Regions from separate parts of the Homo sapiens genome. Here region 1 is linked to region 2. A link is a loop called in an ENCODE intact Hi-C map of the cell type or tissue named here. Cell type or tissue: OCI-LY7. All regions are shown on one strand. Links, peaks and the distances in the headings refer to the core of each region. The heading gives the core; the rest is flanking DNA.

Region 1 (2,916 bases), core at 227-2,726, 78 kb before region 2:
ACACTCACCATTTCCCCACTTCAGGGGTGTAGCGGAGTCTCAGCTACGAATCATCCAATACCCGCAGGTCACAGAGCGACGGAGGCTGAGGCTGTGACCGAATCACCGACGCCTCCCTGAGGGGTGAAAGCACGGCCGTGGAGACCCTAACCGAGCTCACGCTGGCGCAAAAGGCAAAAGCCGCGCCAGATCCCGGATGCCGCCCCCTCCTCTCCGGCTGCGCGCCTGATTGGGCAGTTCTCAATCCAGCGCTCTGATTGGATAAGATACCAAGCTCCCCACGCTCAGAATTTGAGTGACAGAACTTGCCACCACACAGTGCACTTAATGAGGCAAGAGAGACAGACTCGTGCCTCCAGGTATTTTCAGTCAGGGCTTTCTGTGCTAGGCTTGGCTCTGTTGGGGGTTCATTTTTAACCTTCTGGTGTGTAAGGTTACGCCCATTTATAAATTGTGTACGTACGCGCGCGCACACACACAGACACACACTTGTTCACAAATGGAAACAATATAATGACAATTATTTTAATATTTTAGATTTCATAACCTCTCTGTCCTCTGGTCTTTTGAGTAGGATTTTAAGGGGGAAGCAATCCTTTAAAAAATAAAATGTTAGCTATTTGTGAATTTTCAATTTTTTATTAGCCACATCAAAAATAATAAAAAGAAACAAGTGAAATTGTTTATATTTTAACCTATTGTATCCAAAATATTGTTTCAATATGTGATCAATATATAATTAGAAATAAAGTATATTTCTGATTTAATTCGTCTAAACTCACTGTGTATTTTATGTTTGCAGCACATTTTACCTCAAACCAGCCACATTCCAGGTACTCAGTAGCTACATATGTCTGGTGGCTGCCACATCGAGTACAGCCATGAGGGCTCTGACCTCAAGAAAGTGAGGGCCTGAACACGTCTTTTCTACTGGAAGTAAGGGACCAGCCTCTCTACCAACTTTTCTCCTCAGGATGAAGGATGGGTAGGACAGTGCCCCTAGAGAGAGCAGGGGCTGCAAGCTGAGAGTGTCCACGTGAAGATCACTGTCTCCCCCTTGCTGTTTGGTACCAGTGTGGTGGTCTCCTCAGTTCAACCACGTCTGGGCTCTCTTCCCATGACCAGGAAGAATAAGACATACAGACACCAGAGAGTGAGTAAAGCAGAATAGGATTTATTAAGCATAGGGAAAGCTCTCAGCAGTAAGAGGGGACATGAAAGCAGGGTGCCAGAAATGGGGCTGAGTTTATATGGCAAGAACAAGGAAGTCTTCTGTGGGCTCTGCCCAAATGGGAGGGGTAAAGTTCCCCTATAACAGTGTTGCATCTGAGCATGCCTGGGATTGACCACAGTGACTCCGTCTTGGTTATTACCCATGAGTGCCCAAGCGAAACCCACAGCAGGTGGAAAGGGTGAAGCTAAAACCAAAATACTTATGTCATGTTAGGTAACATTATAAGGAGCTGGGTCAAGTTAATGACATTTAGGTTGATTTATTACACCTGGGCCTAAGTGGGGACAGTCCCTTCTGATCAACATCCTGGCATAAGAGGAAGTTCTTAACCACATTTCTTCCCACTAGCTACAAGGGTGGTGCATGTGCGGTCCCATGGGTGTTTTTCCTCTCCAGAGACCCTCCCTCCCTATCTTCCTAACTAGCTTCTGACTGCCTCCTCTCTCAGGGGTTCCTCTTCCTTTTAAATATCAGACAGTAAACAAGGAATGATGGGTCCACAGGAAGAGAGAGCACCATGTATTCAGATCTCTTCACAGCCTTGCCCTCCAGAGTTTAGATGTGGAGGGAATAGATTAAAGGCAAATTTCTTGTTTTGCTATTTATCTTTGGACCTGTCAGGCTGTAACTGTGTGTTTTTCTCCTGTGGTGTGGGGCACTGTGTGAGTTTAAGCACCAATCACATGCATCCACTTCTACCTGCACTTCTGTTCCCAGAAGGAAGGCCGTGAGTGTGAGTTGTCCAGGTCCTTGATATTTTGAACAAAGAATTGAACAAAATGCAAAATGGAACGAAACACATGAAGGAAACAGCAAAAGCAGGGGTTTATTAAAGCAAGAAAGCACTCCACGGGATGGGTGTGAGCCCCAGCAAGCAGCTCAAGGACCCGGTTACAAAGTTATCTGGGTTTTAAGTACTCCTTTTGAGGTCCCTATCAGCTACCCCTTATCTGGATGAAAGATTTGGTCCGTGGCTAATCAAAGGCTGAGGTGAATTGGTACCCCATGCAGATGAAGGCATGGCCTGTGCTTGGCCCACGGCCACTCCAAGTCACTCTCCTTTTCTATCAGAGAACTGGTGCAAAGGAGAGGGTTGTAGCAACAGTCACCTTTGATCCTTTGCTACTCAGGTGTAGATGAGGTTTTCCTTTTGGTTTAGATGTAGGAAGTTCACGTTAATTGGCCTTAGGTTCCCTGCTCCCAGACCTTGGTGTTTCTTCTTTAGGAATTCAGCACGAATTGGCCTTAAGTTCCCTGCCTCCAGACCCTATTCTCTTGCCTCACTTCTATATAAGTCAATACCATCTTACAACAAATTTAACTTTAAATAAAGGAAACACAATATCAATACTTACAGGGTGCCAAGCATTTGCAGGTTATTTGTAATCAATCTGTCCTGGAATCCTGGAATCCTGTCTTTAATGGGTGTATATATTACTAAGCTATAACTGCATAACAATCCTGAAACATACTAGCTCAGGGTTGAGCTGGTTAGAAATTTAGGCTGGGCTTAGCTGGGCCATTCTTCTGGGCTCAGTTTGGCTCCTTCAGGTGTGAGTGGTCAGATGCTGGTGAATTAGGTGGCTCTGCTTCTGGGAGTGAGCTGTCTGTAAACTGGCGCACTTTGGCTTTCCTCAGCATGCTATTTTATCCTCCAGAAAGTTAAAATGGGCTTGTTCTCA
Region 2 (2,916 bases), core at 254-2,753:
ACACCTGAAGGAGCCAAACTGAGCCCAGAAGAATGGCCCGGCTGAGCCCAGCCTAAATTTCTAACCAGCTCAATCCTGAGCTAGTATGTTTCGGGATTGTTATGCAGTTATAAGTTAGTAATATATACACCCATTAAAGACAGGATCTCAGGACAGATTGATCACAAATAACCTGCAAATGCTTGCCACCCTGTAAGTATTGATTTTCTTTTTTCCTTTATTTAAAGTTAGATTTGTTGTAAGATGATATTGAGTTACACAGAAGTTAGGCAGGAGAATAGGGTTTGGAGGCAGGGAACTTAAGGCCAATTCGTGCTGACTTCCTACAAGAAAAAACACCAAGGTCTGGGAGCAGGGAACCTAAAGCCAGTTAACGTGAACTTCCTACATCTAAACCAAAAGGAAAGACCTCATCTACACCCGAGTAGCAAAGGATCGAAGGCGACTGTCGCTACAACCCTCCCCCTTGTACCAGTTCTCTGATAGAAAAGGACAGTGCCTTGGAGTGGCCGTGGGCCAAGCACAGGCCATGCCTTCATCTGCATAGGGTACCAATTCGCCTCAACCTTTGATTAGCCAAGGACCAAATCCTTCATTCAGATAAGGGGTAGCTGATAGGAACCTCAAAAGGAGTACTTAAAACCCAGAAAACATTGTAACCGGGTCCTTGGGCGGCTTGCTGGGGCTCACACCCACCCTGTAGAGTGCTTTCTCACTTTAATAAAATCTTGCTTTTGCTATTCCCTTCCTGTTTTTCATTCCTTTGTGTGCTTTGTTCAATTTTTTTGTTCGAAATGTCAAGGACCTGGACAGTTCACACTCACGGCCTTCCTTCTGGTAACAGAAGTGCAGGTATATGTGGATGCATGTGATTGGTACTTAAACTCACACAGTGCCCCATACCACAGGAGAAAAACACACAGTTCCAGCCTGGCAATTAGGTCCAAAGATAAATAGCAAAACAAGAAGTTTGCCTTTAATCTATTCCCTCCACATCTAAACTCTGGAGGGCAAGGCTGTGAGGAGATCTGAAGACATGGTGCTCTCTCTTCCTGTGGACCCATCATTCCTTGTTTACCATCTGATATTTGAAAAGAAGAGGAACCCCTGAGAAAGGAGGCAGAGGCTGGTTAGGAAGATAGGGAGGGAAGGTCTTGGGAGATGAAAAACACCCACGGGACCACACCTGCACCACCCATGTAGCTAGCAGGAAGAAATGTGGTTAAGAACTTCCTCTTATGCCAGGGTGTTGATCAGAAGAGACTGTCCCACTTAGGCCCAGGTGTAATGAATCAACCTAAATGTCATTAACTTGACCCAGCTCCTTATAATGTTACTAACATGACATAAATATTTTGGTTTTAGCTTCACTCTTTCCACCTGCTGTCGGTTTTGCTTGGGCACTCATGGGTAATAACCAAGATGGAGTCACTGTGGTCAACTCCAGGCATGCACAGATACAACACCCTTAGCGGGGAAATTTACCCCTCCCATTTGGGCAGAACCCACAGAAGACTTCCTCGTTCTTGCCACATAAAAGACCCAGAACTCAGCCCCATTTCTGGCAACCTGCTTTCATGTCCCCTTTCTGCTGAGAGCTTTCCTTTTGCTTAATAAATCCTATTCTGCTTTATTCACTCTCTGATGTCTGTGTGCCTTATTCTTCCTGGCCATGGAACGAGAATCCACACCTGGCTGAACTGAGGATACCACGACACTGGCACCAAACCGCAACTGGGAGACCGTGGTCTTCACGTGGACGCTCTCAGCTTGCAGCCCCTGCTCTCTCTAGAGGCACTGTCCCACCCACCCTTGAGCCTGAGGAGAACAGTTGGTAGAGAGGCTGTTCCCTCACAGCAGAAAAGAAGTGTTCAGGCCCTCACTTCCCTGAGGGAAGAGAGCCCTCATGGCTGCACTCAGTGTGGCTGCCACCTGCCATATGTAGCTACTGGGTACCTGGAATATGGCTGGTTTGAGGTAAAATGTGCTGGAAACATAAAATACACAGTGAGTTTAGAAGAATGAGGTCAGAAATATACCTTATTTCTAATTATATATTGATCACATATTAAAACAATAATATTTGGGGTTTAAATTTTTTATTTTATTTATTTATTTATTTTGAGATGGACTCTTGCTCTGTCACCAGGCTGGAGTGCGGTGGCACGATCTTGTATCATTGCAACCTCCGCCTCCCGGGTTCAAGCAATTTTCCTGCCTCAGCCTTCCCAGTAGATGGGACTACAGGCACACGCCACCATGCCTAGCTAATTTTTTGTATTTTAGTAGAGACGGAGTTTCACCAGTTTGGCCATGATGGTCTCGATCACCTGACCACGTGATCCACATCAGCTTCCTAAAGTGCTGGGATTACAGCCGTGAGCCACTGGGCCCGGCCAATATTTTGGATACAATAGGTTAAAATTATCACAAACAATTTCACTTGCTTCTTTTTCTTAGTTTTGATGTGGCTAATAAAAAATTGAAAATTCACAAATAGCTAACATTTTATTTTTTAGAGGTTCGCTTTCCTCTTCAAATCTCAGGTATCCTACTCAAAAGACCACAGGCCAGAAAAGTTACGATATCTAAAATATTAAAATTATTATATTGTTTCCATTTGTGAACAAGTGTGTGTCTGTGTGCATGCGCGCGCGCGCGTGCGTGCACAAGGTTAAAAATGAACCATGTGCAGAGCCAGGCCTAGCACAGAGAGAAAGCCCTGACTCTAAGTGCCTGGAGGCACGAGTCTGTCACTCTTGCCTCAATTAGTATACTGTGTTTTCGCAATTTCTGTCACTCAAAGCCTGAGGGCGTGAAGCTTCGAGCCCTATCCAATCAGGCCGCTGGACTGAGAACTGCCCAATCAGGGATGCAGCCGGAGAGGAGAGGGCGGCATCCGGGATCTGGCGCGGC

Evidence for each region. A loop is a pair of places that touch in the nucleus more often than their neighbours do. Peaks named below come from ENCODE experiments on the same cell type or tissue, not always from the same donor. Only the 100,000 strongest peaks of a DNase experiment are listed, where the experiment ranks them.
Region 1: it touches region 2 in a loop (6-fold over the local background); 1 of 110 quality-filtered maps calls a loop at or near these places.

Annotation. Positions count from the first base shown.
Region 1 is chr4:305,300-308,215 of GRCh38, forward strand. It overlaps LOC105374336 (a long non-coding RNA gene), which reads right to left. Exons shown (of 2, transcript XR_925020.3): 2 at 2,036-2,916. It overlaps ZNF732 (zinc finger protein 732), which reads right to left and starts at 175. Exons shown (of 4, transcript NM_001137608.3): 1 at 9-175. The coding sequence starts at 11. In OCI-LY7, for the core only: no CTCF peak of the experiment used is centred there; a DNase peak (open chromatin) is centred at 1,432; H3K4me3 peaks cover 1,037 bases; H3K27ac peaks cover 1,823 bases.
Region 2 is chr4:383,232-386,147 of GRCh38, forward strand. ZNF141 (zinc finger protein 141) reads left to right here. Exons shown (of 4, transcript NM_003441.4): 4 at 1-1,637. Among named protein-coding and RNA genes, the nearest start is that of MIR571, 35 kb to the left of the region's middle. In OCI-LY7, for the core only: no CTCF peak of the experiment used is centred there; a DNase peak (open chromatin) is centred at 1,310; H3K4me3 peaks cover 1,075 bases; H3K27ac peaks cover 2,347 bases.